Regions from separate parts of the Homo sapiens genome. Here region 1 is linked to region 2. A link is a loop called in an ENCODE intact Hi-C map of the cell type or tissue named here. Cell type or tissue: chondrocyte. All regions are shown on one strand. Each heading gives the region's core, and the rest is flanking DNA. Links, peaks and the distances in the headings are about the cores only.

Evidence for each region. Peaks named below come from ENCODE experiments on the same cell type or tissue, not always from the same donor. Only the 100,000 strongest peaks of a DNase experiment are listed, where the experiment ranks them.
Region 1: it touches region 2 in a loop (2.9-fold over the local background); 3 of 110 quality-filtered maps call a loop at or near these places.

The regions. Positions count from the first base shown.
Region 1 is chr12:2,280,246-2,291,602 of GRCh38, forward strand. All of the region lies in intron 3 of CACNA1C (calcium voltage-gated channel subunit alpha1 C), which reads left to right. It overlaps CACNA1C-IT3 (CACNA1C intronic transcript 3), which reads left to right. Exons shown (of 3, transcript NR_046769.1): 2 at 7,774-7,959; 3 at 8,423-8,500. Among named protein-coding and RNA genes, the nearest start is that of CACNA1C-IT3, 16 kb to the left of the region's middle. In chondrocyte, for the core only: CTCF peaks have their summits at 4,725 (motif pointing left) and 4,929; a DNase peak (open chromatin) is centred at 4,763.
Region 2 is chr12:1,646,889-1,655,609 of GRCh38, forward strand. It overlaps WNT5B (Wnt family member 5B), which reads left to right. Exons shown (of 5, transcript NM_032642.3): 5 at 1-324. Among named protein-coding and RNA genes, the nearest start is that of MIR3649, 9.1 kb to the right of the region's middle. RefSeq lists enhancers at 1-204, 205-705. In chondrocyte, for the core only: CTCF peaks have their summits at 6,100 and 6,302; no DNase peak of the experiment used is centred there.

The DNA of each region.
Region 1 (11,357 bases), core at 2,614-7,613, 630 kb after region 2:
CTGTGCTTCGGTTTAACCTCTTGATACCTTGCTGTGCTTCGGTTTAACCTCTTGATACCTTGCTGTGCTTCGGTTTGACCTCTTGATACCTTGCTGTGCTTCGGTTTGACCTCTTGATACCTTGCTGTGCTTCGGTTTGACCTCTTGATACCTTGCTGTGCTTCGGTTTGACCTCTTGATACCTTGCTGTGCTTCGGTTTAACCTCTTGATACCTTGCTGTGCTTCGGTTTAACCTCTTGATACCTTGCTGTGCTTCGGTTTAACCTCTTGATACTTTGCTGTGCTTCGGTTTAACCTCTTGAGACCTTGCTGTGCTTCGGTTTAACCTCTTGATACCTTGCTGTGCTTCGGTTTAACCTCTTGATACCTTGCTGTGCTTCGGTTTAACCTCTTGATACCTTGCTGTGCTTCGGTTTAACCTCTTGATACCTTGCTGTGCTTCGGTTTAACCTCTTGATACCTTGCTGTGCTTCGGTTTAACCTCTTGATACCTTGCTGTGCTTCGGTTTAACCTCTTGATACCTTGCTGTGCTTCGGTTTAACCTCTTGTTGTTTTCTGTTAGTCCCATGTAGCTTTGTTCCCTTTTCCCTCTTTTTCTGCCTCCTTTTGGATTAACTGAGTATTTTTAAGGATTCAGTTTCATCTCTTCTGTTGACTTATTAGCTAAAATCCATTGTTTTGTTATTTTAACAGTTGCTGTAGGGCTCATAGTATACATCCTTTTTTTATTATACTTTAAGTTTTAGGGTACATGTGCACAACGTGCAGGTTAGTTACATATGTATACATGTGCCATGTTGGTGTGCTGCACCCAGTAACTCGTCATTTAACATGAGGTATATCTCCAAATGCTCTCCCTCCCCCCGCCCCCACCCCACAACAGGCCTTAATCATCGCAGTTTGTCTTCAGTTGTTACTAAACCCCTTCACATATAGTACGGGAACTTCACAATAGCACACTTAGATCACTCCCTTCCTGGCCTTTATGCCGTTGCTGCCATACATGCTAATTGTGCATTTGTTCTAAACCTCACAATACATTGTTACTATTTTTGTTTAGGCAGTCAATGATCTTTTCAATGAAAATCATATATACTTAACCATGTCAGTACCATTTCTGGTACCCTTGATTCCTTTATGTAGATCCACACTTCTATCTCATATTATTTTCCTTCTGCCTAAAGGACTTCCTTTAACATGTCTTGCAGTGCAAGTCTGCTAGGATTAAAATCTTTTAGCTTTTCTATGTCTGAAGAGAAGTCTTTATTTTTCACTTTTATTTCCGAAGGATATTTTTACTTAGTATAGAATTCTCAGGTGATAGTTTTTCCTTCCATGACTGTAAAGCTATGATTCCACTGTCTTCTTGCTTGTGTTGTTTCTAATAAGAAACCTGCTGTCCCTCTTGTCTGTTCCACTGTACCTAAATGTGTCTTTATGCCCTGGCTACTTCTAACATTTTCTCTTGATCACTGCTTTGAGGAATTTGATTATGATGTGCCTTGGTATAATTCTTTTTTCATGTTTCTAGTGCTTGGCATTCCTTGAGCTTCTGGAACCTGTGGGTTTATATTTTTAAAATTAAAATTGATAAATTTCTGGCTATTATTTATAATTTTTTTTTTGCTTCTCCCCCCATTCCTGTGAGAACTCTAATTACACATGTATTAGGCTGCTTGACATTGTCGAACAGATCACTGGCACTTTCATTTTATTTAATTCTTTTTTTTCTATGTCCTTCATTTTGGATAGTTCCTATACTATGTGTTTATGAATCTTCTCTTTTTTTGCCATACATAATTTGCCTGCCTTCTTCCCTCCCTCATTCCTTATCTTCCTTCCTTTAGAAGAACCTAGGGGGATTTACCTAATTTTATAATGATTATTATTTCAGAACCAATCCAGAGCTTCTGTTCCCAAAGCCAAACTACCGATTGGAGATTCTGGAGGGAGGGAACACAGGGGGTGACATTCCTGGAATTTGGGGGACTTCGCAGGACTTGACATTTTAGAGGCTGGATTAGGGTACATCCAATTTCTCCTGCTTCCTCCCTCTTCTTCTTTCCTATCCCCAAAGTAAGGAGAGTCCTGTGAGCCCAAAGGCACTAGACAGCCCTAGCACACTCTTGGCAGACAGGGCTGAACGCCCGGATTTCCCTCTCAATAGGGAAGACTTAGGGAGCCTCTCACAGGAGTGAGACAGGAACAGCAGCTTTATGGAAACTGAGTTCCAAGTCAACACCCGGAAGAAAACTCAGGCTCCCCTGTAGGCCTGGAAAGCTTTGTCTGAGACAATGACCTTAGGAGGAGGTCACCAAAACCACTCCTTCCCTCACAGCTCATGGGATCAGAGTCAGCTGTGCCTGCTGAATGAGTGGTCAGGTACAGCGCACCCGCCTCCTGCCAGAGAAAAGGAGACCTGCAGTCTGGCTGCGGCAGGTCTCAGCAGAATCTTTAGCTTTCTTCAGGCTTGATCAGCCACCTCAAGACCTGTGCTCATTTAAAGAACAGAGAGTACATGTAAGTTAGGAATGTTCTCGACTTCAAGTAACAGGATACTTAAGGACTCTGAATTGGTTCAGCAGCTCAAGATGCCACTGAGAACCAAGGCTCTTTCTCTCTTTCCACTTCCTTATACTAAGTCTGTTGGCTTTTCATATTCAAGCTGATTTCCTTATGGTTGCAAGATGGTTGTCAATGGGGCTCCAGGCATCACACCCCCATTCAAGGCAGGTGGAACCAGGAAGGAGTGGAGCCAATAACACTCTGGCCCTTTTTTTTTTTTTTACATAAAACAGAGGCTTTCCCAGAAGTCCCTAGCATAGTACTTCTTGAATTTAATCTACACAAGGATCCCCTGGGAATCTTGTTAAAATATAGGTTTGGATGTAGTAGATCTTGGGTAGAGCCTGAAATTCCACATTTTGATCAAGCTGCCAGAGTGTGTCAGTGTGGCTGGAAACTGCATTTTGAGTAGCAAGGTGCAAGGCTACTTCTCCTTACTCTTAGTGACACAATCCAATTAACTAGCTACAACTGGCTGCAAGGGAGGCTGACAAAGTATCTTACCTTTTTCAGGGGAGACTTTGGGTAGCAAACCAATATCAGTCACAGAATTCTACTGAAAATGCAGGGTATGGAAGCATCTGAAGTCACAAGGTTGGGCTGGACAAATTAGAGCCTTCACCTCCATGAGGGAAGACCATGGACCCCTTACTCTATATCCACACTCAGCCTGCAGGGACAGGGCATTATTGCCACGAGCCAGTCTGTCCTGTATACTCACTGGATTAGGGATTCCACTTTCAGAATTTTATCACCTTAGCACCCAGCACAGTGCCCGGTACACAGCAGGTACCCAATACGTGTCTATTACACTGAAATGTTTATTGGCACATGGTCTAAAGACAGTGCCAGGGAATCCTGTGAAAATGCAGTGCTGATTCGGGAGATCCAGGATGGGGATCCAAGATGATGCATTTGGAACAAGCTCCCAGAGGATGCTGCCGTCTGGTCCGAATCCTGGGCCCCACTTTCAATAGAAAGGGCCTAGGACATGCAGAGTAAAGTCCTTCCTCCTGAGTTAGCAGCAGCTACTTGTGCTTCATTCATGCAGGCATGAAGCTGCTTGCAAGGATGTTAGCAGATATTAGATATGGCTGGTGGGGAGGAGTAAGGAGGGCCTTGGCTATGCCTTTTTCCAAGATCCGGGAGCTGGATGCTCAGAGATCTCATCCCTGGCTTCCTTGTCCACTGAAAACAAAACAGCAGTATACCCGGGTGAGGAGAGAGACCAGCCAAGCACGTCTTTCAACAACTCTTAACTTGCTTGGCTCCAGCCACGAAACAGGAACCCGCCATCCCCCTAGCTCGTCCCTGGCCCTCAGGAAGTGCTGAGGCTCTGCCGGGCTGCATGAGTGAGGGGCCGATGTCTTTCAGATGTTGGGGCTTCAGCGGGGGAGTGGGGTAAGCTGGGGAGAGGGAGCATTTTTTTGTGAATATTTTACCCACGGAAAAAGCTGAATTCTCTAGAACAGACCTCTAGATTTTTTTTTTTTTTTTTGGTAGTGGGAAGTGAGTTACTGGAATTTCTTCTGAATTCGAAGCCAAACAAAGTTTCTTGCGGTTTTAGTTACACAAGCGGCTGCTGCCAAGATGGAATGAATGAGAAGAGCCACTGAAAGGAAGAGACAGTGAGGGGCTGGGGGAGGAGGGTGCAGAACAGGACCCAGGCGCAGCACAGAACAGCCCTCCAGGCGGGCATACTGCCCGCTTCTATGCTGTCAACTCTTTAGGGAGAGAGCTCACTGTTCTGTCTGCCTCCCAGGATCAGAATTAAAAAGAAAAAAGGTCTGTGAAAGTGAGGCATACACTGGCAGACACGCACACATGTAAATGATTATCATTGCTTTGTAATTTACCATAATTCCGGCCTGTGCACTCTATGGGGTCCTGCTTTGTTCAGTTTCCTGACTGAGTGGCAGTTGGACGAGACACTTCTGCCCCTAAGCTGCAGGCAGGCGGCTCTCATTTCAGCCTTGTTCCAGTGTGAGTCTGCAGGGAAGGGATGCCCGCTGCTCCAAGGGGAAGCAAGGATAATTAACTTCTACCAGTGATCCCCAAACTTCATTTTCCTTAGAGCCTGAAGCCTCCTCCTTGTTACCTTCCTGGTAGCCACAGAATGGGCCAGGGCCATGTGTCTCCTTTCATTTCTCCAGCCTGCCCTCTGGTGGGCGATGCCCTTCAGTGAGCGGGGCCTGGGGTAGGGCCGTTCTGCAGATCCTGGGTTGGCTTCCAGTGGTGCCTGGCATCTCTCCTGCTCTCTGGGAGGAGGGACGGGCCGCTAAGTGCTGACGGCAGCCTGTCACTCACACCTTGCTCCCTCTGTAGAAACACTCTGTTTCTCTCCATTCCATCCCTGCGTGTTACCTAGCAGGAATTTCCTCTTCCTTGGGTCAAGCGGGTGGGAAGGGCTCATGATTGCTGACTGAACTCAACCCTTTACACTGGGCATTCAATGTCATCACATTGATAACTTGAAATGGGCAGTAGTGGGAACATTTACACCACAAAAACTGGCATATGCTACACCCAGAGCTTTCCTTCCCCCTCTCCTAAAAGCCAGTTGCTAAAACATTTAACAACATACCACTGGCTGGAACCACTTGTGAAGGTGACGTAGGGCTGCAGGGAGAGCCCAGGTAGTGGAGGAAATGGCAGCCTTCCTTCCTTGCCCATAGCCTGTGCCGGCTACAACTCAGGAGCTTTTGGAACTTAGGAGCTCTGTTCTTAAACTCTCCTTAAACACCTCCTCATCCCAGACGGGTTGACTTTCAATGAGAGGACTCTGCTGTGCCGCAGAGCTGGAATCACTCAAAGCAGAGTGATGGACGAGACTTACTTTCGACGTTCCTAGGCTCCCTTCCACCGTTCCCTGGTCTCCAAACCCCATGTTCTTATCTGACGGTATTTCTACTCTTTTTCTCAACCTGTTGCTAACGTGCTCATTCGAGAGAGGCTGGTGCGCACCTACCCAGCGGCTTTTTGGGCGGCAGTGGAAGGGAGTGTTTTATTAGGAATTTACGTTATATGTGCAAGGAATACCACATGGATGGTAAAGTTCAGCCGTTTTCCACTGAAGATAGGGATTCTTCAAACTGCACAGCTTTTCAGGCCATTTCGTTTAGGCGAGCCCTCATGTTATAGTCAGGGAGTTTGAGGCCCAGGGACATTTCCCAGGGGATGAACTCTAACTAAAAATGAAGGTCTCCTAGTCCTGTCGCCTGTTTTCTTCACTCAGCTGTTTAAAGGGATGTTGCCTCGTGTGAATTATGGATGACTGCCAGAGTTATTAGAATGAACAGAGTTACCAAGAGCTAAATACTCGTCATTTATACCTGGCCGGTTCTGTTTTCAGTTGTCCTTTTTCTTTGCAAAGAGCTTTGAAACAAGACTGGCCTGCTTGACCTTCCATTTAGAGTTAATGTCAAAGCTTGCTGAGGCCTGGGAAACAGGTTTGGTTGTTTGCATTAAAAGGGAGTAGGAAGCAAGAACCTTAATTATCCTAGGCTCTGGCCTATTTAATAAGGAATTTGAGAAGATGTCTTAGTGGCTAGTATTCCTAGAACATAATACTTGAAAGTGGAGCGAGCGGGTGAAAATATGCCTTAGGCAGGAAGCCAGATAGGAAGGGCCAGTGTCTACAGGCTCTGCACAGTAAGGACCCTGTGGGAAGATGTCACAGGTAACAGGGCCTGATGGCCCAGCACCCAGCTGCTTTGCAGTAGTTCTGGCTTCGGGGCTTCTCTGGGTGGCTGAAGAACAGGTCTGTGAGGTTCATTCGGGGGCTCTTGTTGATCAAGTGTGGATGGTGTGCCGGACACAGGGCTGGGGCTGCAGAGTGGAGGAGGCGCAGTCCCTCCCCCGAGAGCACTGTGGCCAGTGGAAGGAGACAAACAAGAAACAATGACAGGACCCAGGCTCAGGCTGTCATGAGCAGCCCTCCTCTGGAGAGTGGGAAATGTGCGTTGGGAACTCATGCTTACAACTTTTATGTTTTTTCTTACTGAGCAATGCTCATAACAGGAGAAAGGATTTCTTCACTGTCCCAAAAGAATGTGCCTCAGGACTGAAATTGGTAGTGGCCCTCCCTTACTCATGTGCCCCAAGCACATTGGAACGCCAGAGGAATTTTAAGCAGATTTTTATTCTTGTTTTCTGGAGGCAAAATCTAAAGTGAAGGGTGTGTGTGGAGAGGTCATGCAAGAAATTTGGAAGCTGTGTGCCTTGTCTGGCTGACTGTCCCAATTACCCCGGGCCCAGAGGTGGGAGGTCCCACAGGGGCCTGCCCCCAGTTGACAGAGGGCTCTTTACCGTTAGGACCCCTTCTGGGTTTCTCAAATTATGGCTTTTCCTCCTTCATGGTCTCCTGGTACTTTTAACCCCTTCTCTCCATTTTTCCCAAGGAATATTCTAGAGGAAGGGTTTCTGGGAATGACCTTCCCAAGGGGAGGGATCGGGCAAGTATTGAGTCATTCCTGCTCGTCTGGATTGTGATTGCGACCCGTGCCTCATGGAGTGTCGCTGGATACGCGATCAGTGTCCCTTGAGGCAGTGCTGCACATGGTGCAGTTCCAGAGAAATGAGGGAATGAGAATGAACGTGGCTGCTCGTGTGTTCCGTGGCTGTTTAGGAAGGTTGGGTCAGTGGAGATCAGGGCCCGAAGAGCAGTTTCAGCCTGCGTGGTCTTGATGTGGTCTTGGCTGATGAGAAGCTCCCTCCAATTCTGTGATTCTGGGTAAAGCAGACCATGTGCCATCGGGAGTGCTCCTGTGATTCTTTAAGTTAGTAATTCTCATCCCTGGCCACACATAAGAATCATCTGGGATCATTTAACAAAAAACAATGCCAGGATCCTACAGTCTACTCCACGCCCTTCATTTTCAAACTTGAGTGGGCACCAGAATCACCTGGAGGATTTGTGTAAACACAGATTCCTGGGCTCCAGCTTCCGAGTTTCAGTGGCTCCAGGATGGAGCTTGAGAATTTGCATTTCTAACAAGCTCCCAGGTGACTCGCTGCTGCTGGCCTGGGACCACACTTTGGAAATCACGATTATGAACAGGAATCAGAATTTCTGAAGATGTGGCCTGGGCATCTGAATTTTTTCACATTCTCCAGGTGATTTTAACATATAGCTCTGGCTGAAAACGATTTCTGATCATTGATTTTTTTTTTTTTTTGCATCATCCAATAACTATTCATTGGTCAGACTGTGTGCTAGGCACTGAGTTAGAGTTGAAGACCCTCAAGAATTCCACTGACAACTGAATCATCAAAGGGAACCGAGCCCTGCCCAAGGACATACAGTTGTTTTCCTCTTCCTTGTCCTTTGGAGAAGCACAGCTGAAGCTTCCTGCCCACACCCCAGCCCCTCCTCCTTGAGCATGAATGTGCAGTAAGTATGAGAGCCTGTCATTTACCCTCCCTGGCCTCCCTCTCCAGCCAGCTTCTCTCTGAGGAGTGAGGATTTCTTGCTAAGTACATGATGATGGCCTGTTTACTTTGCTCTGGAGTTTGAGGCTCTTGCGCAGATTCTGCCTTCCTGGACAGTTCAGGAACCAATCAACCAGCTGGCCTTGGCAACCTAGAAAGCATGGTCAGTTGCCCTGAAATAGGTTGATTGCACCCCAGAAGTGCTTTTCCGCCTCTCCCCATCAAAGGTGTTTGCAACCCCATTTTCCCTCTGAGTCAGCTTGTCCATTAATGGGTTTGTGTTCCTTGATGGGGTCTGTTTTTCCAGGGTCTTGAGGAGTGGCCCTTTCCACCCAGTTTGGCTGCGGGGCTGAGAAGGTGCCCTTGCATTTTGTATTGTGTGTCCGTGGTGGGTCTGTGCCTCCCTTCTGTCTGTTTTCCCTCAGGACCACCCACCGCCCCATGCTTGTATCTACAACAGCTATGAGGAAGAACATACAGATTAATCACCCTGCTGCGGGATGCCAGCTACCCAGTGGCTCTGGCAGCCCCAGTCAATGGATCCTGCAGTGTAGCCTTCATCAGTAGAGCTGCCACTGCCAGCACCCAAAAGGTAGCACTAATATGCATGTGTGACCTGAAAATTACAATGTAAATGGTGGGGCAACACATGTATAGGAAGGTAAATTTTAATTAAAAGTCTGTTCTCCAACTCAGCCTGCCTTTAAAGATACAGAAATGCCAAGCTGTCAGGCTGCCGGTCGGGTTAAGAGGGTTCTCTCGTGCACTGTGGACCAAGCTGGGAGAACTAGGGCTTCATTGAAATCGGATGCCTTTGACTAATTATGCACCAAATGCATCCCATATGGGGAAGATATGCCCTCAGGTGGTTAGCAGAGCCAGCAGGAGCCAAGCTTCCTGAAAAATGCTGGGTCTTCTCTCCTGCAGTGTCAGGGGGTGCAGACAGTACAGAGGGAGGGTATGAGAGTCGAGGCACATGCCAAAAAGGAGCAGGTGGGAAAAAAGAGCCCATGGCCCAGCAGCAAATTGTGTGTCTTTGAGTGGATGTGGCTTTTGAGGCACTATGCCCAATAGTCATCCTGAATTTCCTTCACTGCCTGGGGAGGGGGTGGATGGAGGAGGGAAACTAGCCACCTCCAGAGGCAACCCTGCTGGACAAAACTCACTTTTAGAACCATCAGAAGCCCATTTTCCTGTGGAAATCTACGGGGAAGAGATAGAGAAGAGCTGCAGAGTCTATTAAATGTGTGCTTGCTGCCTGGTCTCCGGTATAGTCAGGAAATCAGATTTGTACAGTGGAAATTCATTCATGCCACAAATATTTATTGAGTGCCTACACTGTGCTGGTGGTACTAGGGACTGGGGATACAGCGGTGGGTGAGATAAAGGCACGACGCCCTCACCGAGACTTGTGTGCCACTGGAGAACATGGATTAAACCAGGCGTTACGTGATCAGTGTATCAGTGCCATATGGGCAATGATCCAAGCTGCCGATGGGTACACACCGGGGACACCTAGTTCTTAAGTGACTTTTTAGGATCCCAAGTGGTCAGAACAGCTTCCCTATTTTGCCATTTACATGTTCACATTCACTTAGCTCAAGTTACCCTTCTGATAAGAGGAAATTCGCGTCAAGTCACATAGAATCACTGAATATTTGCACTTGGAGGATCACCTGGCCTAATTCTTCTGCTTTACACATGCAGATGCTGAAGGAGAGAAGTTAAAGAACCTGTCCAAAATCGCACAGCTAGTTAGTAATAAAGCTTGGGTGGAATTCTGCTTTTCTGACTCCCAGATTAGTATTTCTTTGACTTTACCTCCCCTTTGGAAAAATGAAGCGATTCAGGGGAAGTTCCTGGGCATTTATGGCCAAACTGCCCTCGCTCTGAAGATTCAATGTTTTAATTGGCCCGGCAGAGCTGGAGTCCACAGGTGGTAAGCATGGACAGGTGGAGAGCCAGCATCAGAGAGAGCCTCCTGGCCAGCGCCTGCCTTGCTTCACAGATGTCAAGGCAATTGGGGATTGGGGGCAGGGTATGATAAAGGGCATCAGGAAAGTGGCAGTGCTGGGGCACTGTCCTCTGGGCCTCCCTGGGCTCAGCTGGGCAGGGGCGTGTTTTCAGAGACAATGGTGTTGACTCCCTCTGGGCAGCCCTGCAGGGTGGCAGTCCCACAACAGAAATCTTGGAGCAGATATGTTGGAGGATATGTATAAGAATGAGGGATTAGTGCTGGTTGGGGGCAGAAAAAATGCCCTCTTGGGGAGAAAGAAATGATCTGTGACAAAGGACTTCCTTTCCTAACCAGGCAGACTCTGGAAGATGACCACGAGGCTGGGTGGGAAGGTGGCAGTGGAAACGTGATTAATTGTACTGTCCATGGACAGTGAGCCGAGGAGCTTGTACCTGGCTTTATTAGAGACATACACTCGGGGCTGCTCTACCCAGAATCCCTCCTGCTGCCTCCAGGGCTGCTCCACTCTGTGTCTTAGAGATGAGAAAAGGAGTCAAGGACTCCTACCAGCGTGGAATGGTAACCTCTGGAGGGGAGGTAGGTCTCCCAGGGATCTGAGACGTGTTCCAGGAATGGAATTCCCAGTATCCTTGGCAGTCATTTCAGGATCTTGGGGACCTAGGGATGCTGTCTGGACTGCTCTAAAATAGCCCTTCTGTGGCTTCCTCAAATGTATTGTCTGAATCAGCAGCTTCAAAGTGATATCAGGGGGTTTACAGCATGGATGTTGGAGCTATGTAGACTGGATTCAAATCCCCAGTTCTACCAATTCCAGCTCTGTGTGCAGGGCACTAGAACTTGCTGAGTCCTAGCTCCTTTGTAATATGAGGTGATGGTGAATATGTCGTAGGGTTGTTGCCTGGATTGAAAGTAGGTAAAGCACCTACTAGCGTGTCTGGCACCTGGGAGGTACTTAAATGGTAACCCTTATTACAACAAAACAATAAAAGGTCCTTCCTTTTAAGCCAGAAAAGTTATTTGGAAATGGAACAGTCTTTTAATGACGGGGACTTAAAATCCCAAACCACCAGCCAAAACAATCAAAATGGAACCCAGACGGATATTTGCTCAAGGGCCCCTGGCTTCTCAAGGGCCTACTCCGCCGCAGAATTTGCCTGCACCACCTACTGGTGGTTTCTTAGAACTACACACTCTCTTTCTCGACTGCTCTTTGGTGAGCAGGACACCAGGAGAGGCAGGGAGGAAAGGAAGGTAACTAGTAGTTTTGCAACTGTTTTAATTACTTCAAATTGAGATGTTTGTAAATAAGATGTTAGAGTCTGGAGCTTTTGTTCGGTCTTGTGTTTAGCGTAAATATAGTTTTATTGAAACTCGTCACAGAA
Region 2 (8,721 bases), core at 3,607-8,606:
GAGAATTCTTCATCCTCCACGGTTCACTAGCTCCTACCTGAAGAGGAAAGGGGGCCATTTGACCTGACATGTCAGGAAAGCCCTAAACTGAATGTTTGCGCCTGGGCTGCAGAAGCCAGGGTGCATGACCAGGCTGCGTGGACGTTATACTGTCTTCCCCCACCCCCGGGGAGGGGAAGCTTGAGCTGCTGCTGTCACTCCTCCACCGAGGGAGGCCTCACAAACCACAGGACGCTGCAACGGGTCAGGCTGGCGGGCCCGGCGTGCTCATCATCTCTGCCCCAGGTGTACGGTTTCTCTCTGACATTAAATGCCCTTCATGGAGGTTTTGCTCCCTTTCCTTATTTGGACCCACGCTGATCTTTCATGAGTCTCCTTTTATTTTTTATTTGGCCTTTAGAACTCTGCTCTGCAGTGTGGATGAGGGTAAGGAAATTGAGACTCCTTAGACTGTATAGTCTGGTGATCAGGGAGAGGAACAGATGAATGTTTTGAGAATTAAATAAGGTGATGCATTTAGGCATTCACCCCAAGAGCTAGCACAGTTAAACACTCAGGAAGTGGTAGCCATTAATATTACTGCTATACACAAGGGAGTTCAGAAATTTAAATTGAAACCTCACATTTACCTGCCTCTTTCCCTTCCCCTATTTGATAGCCTACCAAGCGAACCCTGGCTTGTTCCCTGGGTCCCTGTTAAAGCACGGGTAATGGGGATGCCCTTTGCCGTCTCCTCTGTGTTGCTGTCTGCAATTTTGGACTCCAGTATCTGGGGCCAGGAGGGTAAGGCTGAGCTTGAGGATCCAGGAAGGGAGATGTTATTATCCTAAAAAGGGAGGAAGGAGTGATTGAGGGAGACATGGAGCCAGGCTGCTGTAGAGTGACCAGCCTGCAGGTGAGCCGGTAACTACAGAAAGACATCAGTTTTATTCTAGAAAACTTTATTTCTGGAGAAATAATTAATGTGTTAATTTGGGTTATAATGAGCAAATGATATTGCAAAACTGCTTAAAAGAGATTCTGCCTGAGGGCATTTATGCCATGCATACTACCTGTCTCTTTAGTACCTGAGGGAGAATGTTCTGACCCAACCAAGAACCTCAGACCTAGAGTTATTTCACCTGTAGCTAACTCACACTGTTACCCAGATTCCTTTGGTTGATACTTTCAAGGTGACATTTCATTTTCATGAAAGAAAATGATTGAAGTTATGGCCGGGCAGGGTGGCTCATGCCTGTAATCCCAGCACTTTGGGAGGCTGAGGTGGGTGGATCGCTGGAGGTCAGGAGTTCAAGACCAGCCTTGCCTACATGGCGAAACCCCATCTCTACTAAAAATACAAAAATTAGCTAGGCATGGTGGTGCATACTTGTAATCCCAGCTACTTGGGGGCTGAGGCAGGAGAATTGTTTGAACCTGAGAGACAGAAGTTGCAGTGAGCCAAGATCATGCCACTGCACTCCAGCCTGGGCAACATAGTGAGACCCTGTCTCGAAAGAAAAAAAAATGATTGAAGTGAATTGGTCTACAAAAGATGAAAACCATGTCCTCGTCTTCATTCATTGACATTTAACCATCTTAACCACCTTTAACCATAACTATCCAGATGCACAGATCAACCATGATAATAGGGTTTTGAAACACTGGCTAACATCACTGTTCTTCCCCACATCAGTTCTAGAGGTTTGGGGAATTACTTTGTATCAGGTGCTCAAACTGTTTAAGAGCTGAAATCTAACCTGTTCTTAGAAGCCCCCAGAAATGAGCTGAGAATGATTGTCCACAATCCCCAGAAGTCACTTCCGTGTTCATGGAGGGAGATGGATAATCCTTATCAGAGTAAGGTTTTCCTGCAGAGTCATGGCAAGTGGTAGAGTGAATCAGTTTTCTTTCTGATGTGGGAGCAAGTTGTGTTCAAACACCAGCGTGGTTGTTGCATCCACTGACCTATTTTTCTAAGTAGGTTGGCATACGGGTATAGTTACTTGTTACTTGCTTGTTGAATCCTGGTGGATTGGAATCCTGTCTGTGAAGTGACCAGTAACGCTGTAGGAATGTGGCTGGAGAATGTGGAAACCAACCTGAGAAAAGCAAGTGAGCTTCTGCTCAGAATCACAGAATGTTGGAGCAGGAAGGGAACATGGCAATCACAGCTTAAGCTTCTGGGGCTCCAGATAAGAACCTCCAGATCCTGAGCAGGTCCCACACCTTAGTGTGCTTGTAAAAATGCAGAGTGCTGGGTCCCCAGCACCAGGAATTCATATTCAGCTGGTCTGGGGCAGAGCCTGGGACCTGAAGGGATCCGATGCTGTTAGCTCAAAGACCACACTGGACTTGCGGTTACGGAGAGCTAAGACCTGCCGGGAGGCAGGAAGCCTGGTCCTGATTCCCAGCCCAGTGCTCTCTGCAGCCCCTGGCAGGGTTCCCTAGTACCTGAAATGTGTTATAATCAACATGTAGTCTCACCAGATCATTACATTGGTGTAATGCCTCGACCAAGCAGTCCCAGCCATCCCAGGGAACCTTGCTGATGCGTTGGAAAGAGCTTTCTGGTACAGGGCAGAACTGATTTGCCCTGGGATGTTCCCTCCCTCCTCTGCCTACGATGGGTAGAGACCTACTGATCTATTTCCTGAATGTCTATCATAAGGCGATATGTTCTTAGCTATTTGTCTTTGCCTTATCTTCAAAAATTAAGAGAAAGGTATGCCTGACTGCCTCCATTTAATAAGAAGACAGATGGACAGCTAGAGGATGGGAGGATAGGAAGGCAGTCACAGGTATGGTTGAGGTTAGGGCAGGCTTCCATTCATCCAAGCATCATGGACAAATTCTCCAGAACTTGGATTCAAAGTCCTTACTTGGAGAGCCCATTTTGTTCTCTTCCACTCTCCATCCTTTGAGGTGAGAAACAAAACTTGCTCTTTGTATTGAAACCTCAAATTGGCTATTGCCTTGGAAATTCTGCCCTGCTTCCTCTCTTTAATCATTAGTATCGTATTTAAGCTCCGTCATCCCCTGCAGTTTTAGGAACTAGCAAGATGTCCTCCATGAGATAGAGATCTTACAGATGCAGTAGCTTATCAGACAAGCCTATTCCTTGGCAGAGAGCCACACCACCCCGAGAGTGTGGAAAATAGTGTTTCCATCTGAAACACTCTGCTCCATTGCCAGACACCACTGACACTGGGCAGGTGGATTTTGGGAGAACCTCTGTGTGTGTGTGTGTGTGTGTGTGTGTGTGTGTGTGTGTGTCTCTCTATGTGTGTGTCTGGAAATGAGTATTTTTCATTAATTTGGGGGTGGAGGTGGAGAGGCACCAGAGGCATGGAGTATGTAAAAAATTAAAAACAACTCAACACTTCTGGCTGAGACGTTGCAGAGCCTGGGTTGTCTATCTTTATTGGAAATGTTTGTCCTCTGCCTGGCTGGTGATGACAGGCTTCATATCTCTAGAAGGAATGTTGGGGAGCTGAGAAGGGCTGTGAGCCATGGTTGCTAAGTGTTACTGTTAGTTCTTTATTATGTAAGAATCTCTGCATTGTGTTTATACTAAAACAGTAAGTAAAGGGTGGGTGCTTTAATTCTGGTTTTACATAAGAAGTATGGGAGCTTGCCCATTTTTCTCTGAAGTAAGAAGATTTGGGCCCAGCAGTGAGGATCAGACGTCAGGCAGTGTGGAAGACTGAAGCCATCCACAGTTAATTTTCTAGCTTGTTGCAGAGTTTGGGCATTCCTCACGTAGATTCTCCAGTCCTTGCTTCCTCCCTCTTGCTGCAGGCCTTTTGGTCTTCATGCTGCTCATTTGCAGCCCTACCAGAAGCAGCAGTAGAAGACAGAGCTGAATCAGTTAATTTAGGCCTTCTAAGTCGTTGTGATAAACAACTGGGTGGGAGGAGGGATGGTTCCAATGAGATTTTAAGAATTACAGATGTATGTGTATTATCTGCTGCTCCACAGGAGAACTGAAAATAGACTGAAAGCTGCTCACAGCCAAAGCCAGAAGGAAACTGCAGTATTGACAGAGAGAGAGAAAGAGAGAGAAAGAAACAGACTCAAATCACTCGGGGCAAGAGAGGGTTTGCTGGTGTGGAAACCGGGTGGTGGGGAGGCTTTCAGCAGAATATCAGGAGGGGACTTCAGCAGGGACCCAAGGAAAGACGTGAAAGAACAGACACTATAGAAAAGGTGAACCCTTTTGATCCAATCTCACTGTAAAGCCAAAAGGAGTGAGTACTGTTTGAAGTGACCCTGGCCTCATTCCATATTGGTGCTCTGCCTGTTGGGTCAGCCAGCTCTTCGGCTGGTCCCTGATTTGGAAGTTACGTCTTTCGTATATTTATTTCCAGAGACTTCTTAGCAGCAGTTACGTTTCATAAGGGAAGTTTTGATACCTCTTTTGTTCCCTGCTATGTCTGCCATCACCCACAACAGTGCCTAGCACAAAGAAAGCACTCAATAGATATTTGCTGAGTGAATGAATGAATGATGTTTCTTCATGAACAGACAAGGAAACTGAGGCATAATGTGATTAACTGCGTGGTCCATCATATCATTTGTTCTATCAAAATTGCAAGTAATAGAAACCAATTTGAGTCAGATTATGAAGAAGGAGTATGACATGAGGGTCCCAAGAGTCTCAAAGACGCCAGGGTCTTCAGGAGCTGACCTGGACACCTCTGGATCCCTCTCCCTTCCTCCTCTCTCCTCTGAGGTCTCTCTCTCTCTCTCTCTCTCTCTCTCTCTCTCTCTCACAGTTCCAGCCCCAGGAAGGGACTCTGAATCTCTCCTGGTCCTTGTCCCAGATTCCCAGGAGGGGCTTCTGGTCAGGGCTCTGTCCACCATTGCATGACTTTGCAGCAGTTCAAGTCAATGAGTGGAGGGGCTGAAGAACTCATCAAGGTGAGAGGAACTGCTCACGTTCTCATAAATTTCTCGGCGGATGGTTAGATCCAGAGAACACATAATCCAGTTGGTGTGAATGAGACCCCTAAGTATTTACTCTGGAAATTCTCATGATAGCTTTACTGAGGAGTCTTTTATCTGTGAAAATGCATAATTATGGAACAAGTCCTGAGGATTGTCTAAAATAAGGAAAAACCTGAGCCCACTAGTGTGAAGAGGAAGGCTTCTGTTCTCTGAATAACCCAGGATAGGACACACACCCATTCATCTACCTTGCAGGGTTCAGGCAGCCAAGTTGCTAAGAAGCAGAGAATAGACTAGAGTCAGTGACAGCCCCTGGCTGGTATTCTGCCCTGCAGGTGCATTCATTTTTCAATACTGAGCTGTATTTGAAGGCCAGTCATCCCTGTGGATGATTTAAAGGTATCTTCCCTCTGACAGGACCACTCTACAGTATCAATTGCTTCCTTCATACATTTTCCTCATTCTTCAAGGTCTGAGCATGCCAAAAAGTAAGACCTGAGAGGGGTAAGGGTTGCCAGGATGTTTCTGCAAATCTTCCACGGCTCTTGGGGGCACCCAGCAGGCATTTGAAAACTGACTTACAGCCGGGTGTGGTGGCTCACGCCTGTAACCCCAGCACTTTGGGAGGCCAAGGCAGGCGGATCACCTGAGGTCAGGAGTTCGAGACCAGCCTGGCCAACATGGTGAAACCCCGTCTCTACTAAAAAATACAAAAATTAGCCGGGCGTGGTGGTGGGTGCCTGTAATCCCAGCTACTTGGGAGGTTGAGGCAAGGAGAATCGCTTGAACCCGGGAGGCGGAGGTGGCAGTGAGCTGAGATGGCACCATTGCACCTCCAGCAGCCTGGGCAAATACAGCGAAACTCTGTCTCAAAAAGAAGAAAGAAAGAAAGAAAGAAAACTGACTTACGCCCTGTGGCTGGCCTTCTTTTGTCCTTTTTGTTTTGACAGCAAAAGCCATATAGACCTTGAATGCTATGACAGGCAGGACACGTCTGTGAAATAGGAAATAATTACACTCACGCTTTTTAGGTGCTATGTTTCCTTCCTCATTTTATTTTCTAACATGCAAGTAAACTTTTTAATGGACCTAACGTCTCATCTGACAGATATCACGGCCTTAGGTCGGAGCAAATGATCAGCCTGGAACCCACTCCAGACTGGTCTGCAGTTCTGCATGTGACCACACAGTGTCGCTATCTTCTCAGTTCTAGCCGAATAGCTCTGGCCCGCACCTTGGTTCAAAAAAACATTTTTTTTTTTTTTTTTTTGGCTGGGCGCGGTGGCTCACACCTGTAATCCCAGCACTTTGGGAGGCCGAAGCGGGGGGGGGGGGGGATCACTTGAGGTCAGGAGTTCGAGACCAGCCTGGCCAACAAGGTGAAACCCTATCTCTATTAAAAATACAAAAAAATTAGGCAGGTGTGGTAGCCTGCACCCCCGTAATCCCAGCTACTGAGTAGGCTGAGGCAGGAGAATCGCTTGAACTGGGAGGGAGAGGTTGTGGTAAGTGGAGACCATGCCACTGCACTCCAGCCTGGGCGACAGAGCAAGGCTCTGTCTCAAAAAAAAATTGTAAATTTAAAAAAAAGTTGGGTGGTGTGTCCTTGCGGATTGATGGCAGAAAACAGAATCTGGAGAGCAGCAAAGCTGAGTTCTAGATTTTTCATTTGGATAAATGTGGGAAGAATTAGGTCAGTCTTATTTTACTTAGTTTTAAAAGAATGAGTGAGGAGGGCAATGCAGTTAGGAAAGAAAACATGAAAGGAATGCCTTGTCCTGCTCGGCTGGACCCTCAAGACACCCACAGTACTTTTCATGCTTGAAGATTATGATGAAGGAGGTGAGTAATAATTATAGCTACCATTTATTGAGTACTACTGTGTACCAGCTGCTTTACATACATTACATGTAATCCTCTCAGGGCCTCTGCAGTGTAGCCAATATTATCCACGTGTTTCAGATGGGAAAGCTAACACTCAGAGTGGTGAAGCGGCATCCCTCACCTCACACAGCTAGTAATTCATGCTGACTCCAGACCTCTTTCAGGTGGATTTCTGGGTAAGGAATCTGGTCAGCTGAAATAACAGGTGCCCATTTCCTTCTAAGTCTCAGGGAGTGTACAATAATCTTCCTCGTCTTGCCACCATGAATGTTGAATGAGAAGAGTGACTAGAGAGATTTCATTTGGTAGGGGCATATGGCAGGGGGAACTTGGGGATCCCAAATCTAAAGTAAACAGGCAAGGTGCGGTGGCTCATGCCTGCAATCCCAAGATTTTGGGGGTGCTGAGGCAGGGGGATCACTTGAGACCAGGAGTTTGAACCAGCCTGAGCAACACAGTGAGACCCTGTTTCCACAAAAAAAAAAAAAAAAAAAAAAAAAAGGCTGAATGCAGTGGCTTATGCCTGTAATCCCAGCCCTTTGGGAGGCTGAAGTAGACGGATTGCATGAGTCTAGGAGTTCGAGACCAGCCTGGGCAACATAGTGAGACCCTGTCTCTATTAAAAAAACACAAAAAATTAGCTGGGCATGGTGGTGCCTGCCTGTAGTCCCAGCTACTCAGGAGGCAAAAGTGGGAGGATCACCTGAGCACAAGAGTTCGAGGCTGCAGTGAGCCATGATCACGCCACTGCATTCCTTCCAGCCTGGGTAACAGTGAGACCCTGTATAAAAAAAAAACCAGGCATGGTGGCACATACCTGTAGTCCCAGCTACTGGCCGGGGGTGAGGTGGGAGGATTGCTTGAGCCTAGGAGTTCAAGGCTATAGTGAACCATCATCGTGCCACTGCACTCCAGCCTGGGGTTACAGTGAGACCCTGTCTCAAAAAAAAAAAAAAAAAAAAAAGGAAACAGATAATGCATACAGGGCTAAACAGCATAGAAAATGCTACAAAAGTTGAAGATAGTATATTGATGTACATATTGAAGCAAAGAGAAAACTGGGGCCTTGGACGATGGAACTAGATGAGTAAGTCACATTCGGTAGGGAATTTAGAGCTGGTGCCTGGGGGCTTCATTTTACAAGACAGCCATGGGTATTCTCTACCACATGCTTCCCTCGAATTTACTCAGAGGGAAGCCCTCTCTCCACTGGCTTTCCCAGGCGTTAGGAGTCAATGGTTTTGAATAAGAGTGAAGATTAAAATTCAGCAGAGCTCCAAGCATGTCTGATCTTGAGCGGACAGGACCATGGACTAAGCTTCTGAACTCCCTTTTCCAATCTGCTCTTCCGGCCTCTTGATCTCTGTGCCAGGACTCAACTCCATCACAAATGCATAATTCCTATCACAAGGAGACAACCGTAAATATATTTGAATTAAGTGACATGTTTTCAGCTTCTCAAAGGCCCCATCCCTAAACTCAGTGTGGCCCTGGCCCTGTGACATGCTGGCGATGCAGTCCCACCAGGCACAGCACTGAAACTGCATGTCGTGCTGGAACAGGGGACTCTACCAGAGGCTCTGCTGGGACAGAAGGTAGGAAGCAGAAGCAGGTATTGGGATTCCATAGGAGAATGCAGTGCTCGCTTCCTGGTGTACCCACCGAGGAGGCAAGGGAAGGAGCAGTGACTCCTGTCTTTCTGTGACTCAGCTCCCGCCTGGGGCTTCTGGGTTCAGAGCAGGGGAGTGGAGGGATGTGGGTCTTAGATGAGAGAGGTGGAATGAGCAGCTCTTGGGACTCCTCATGGCCCCACAGTCTCTACCTGCTCAGAGAAAAATGAGCCCAGGTGATGGGAGGAGGTGTTCATATGTTATGGGAGAGGGAGGGTGACTGGGTGTGGCGCAGAGC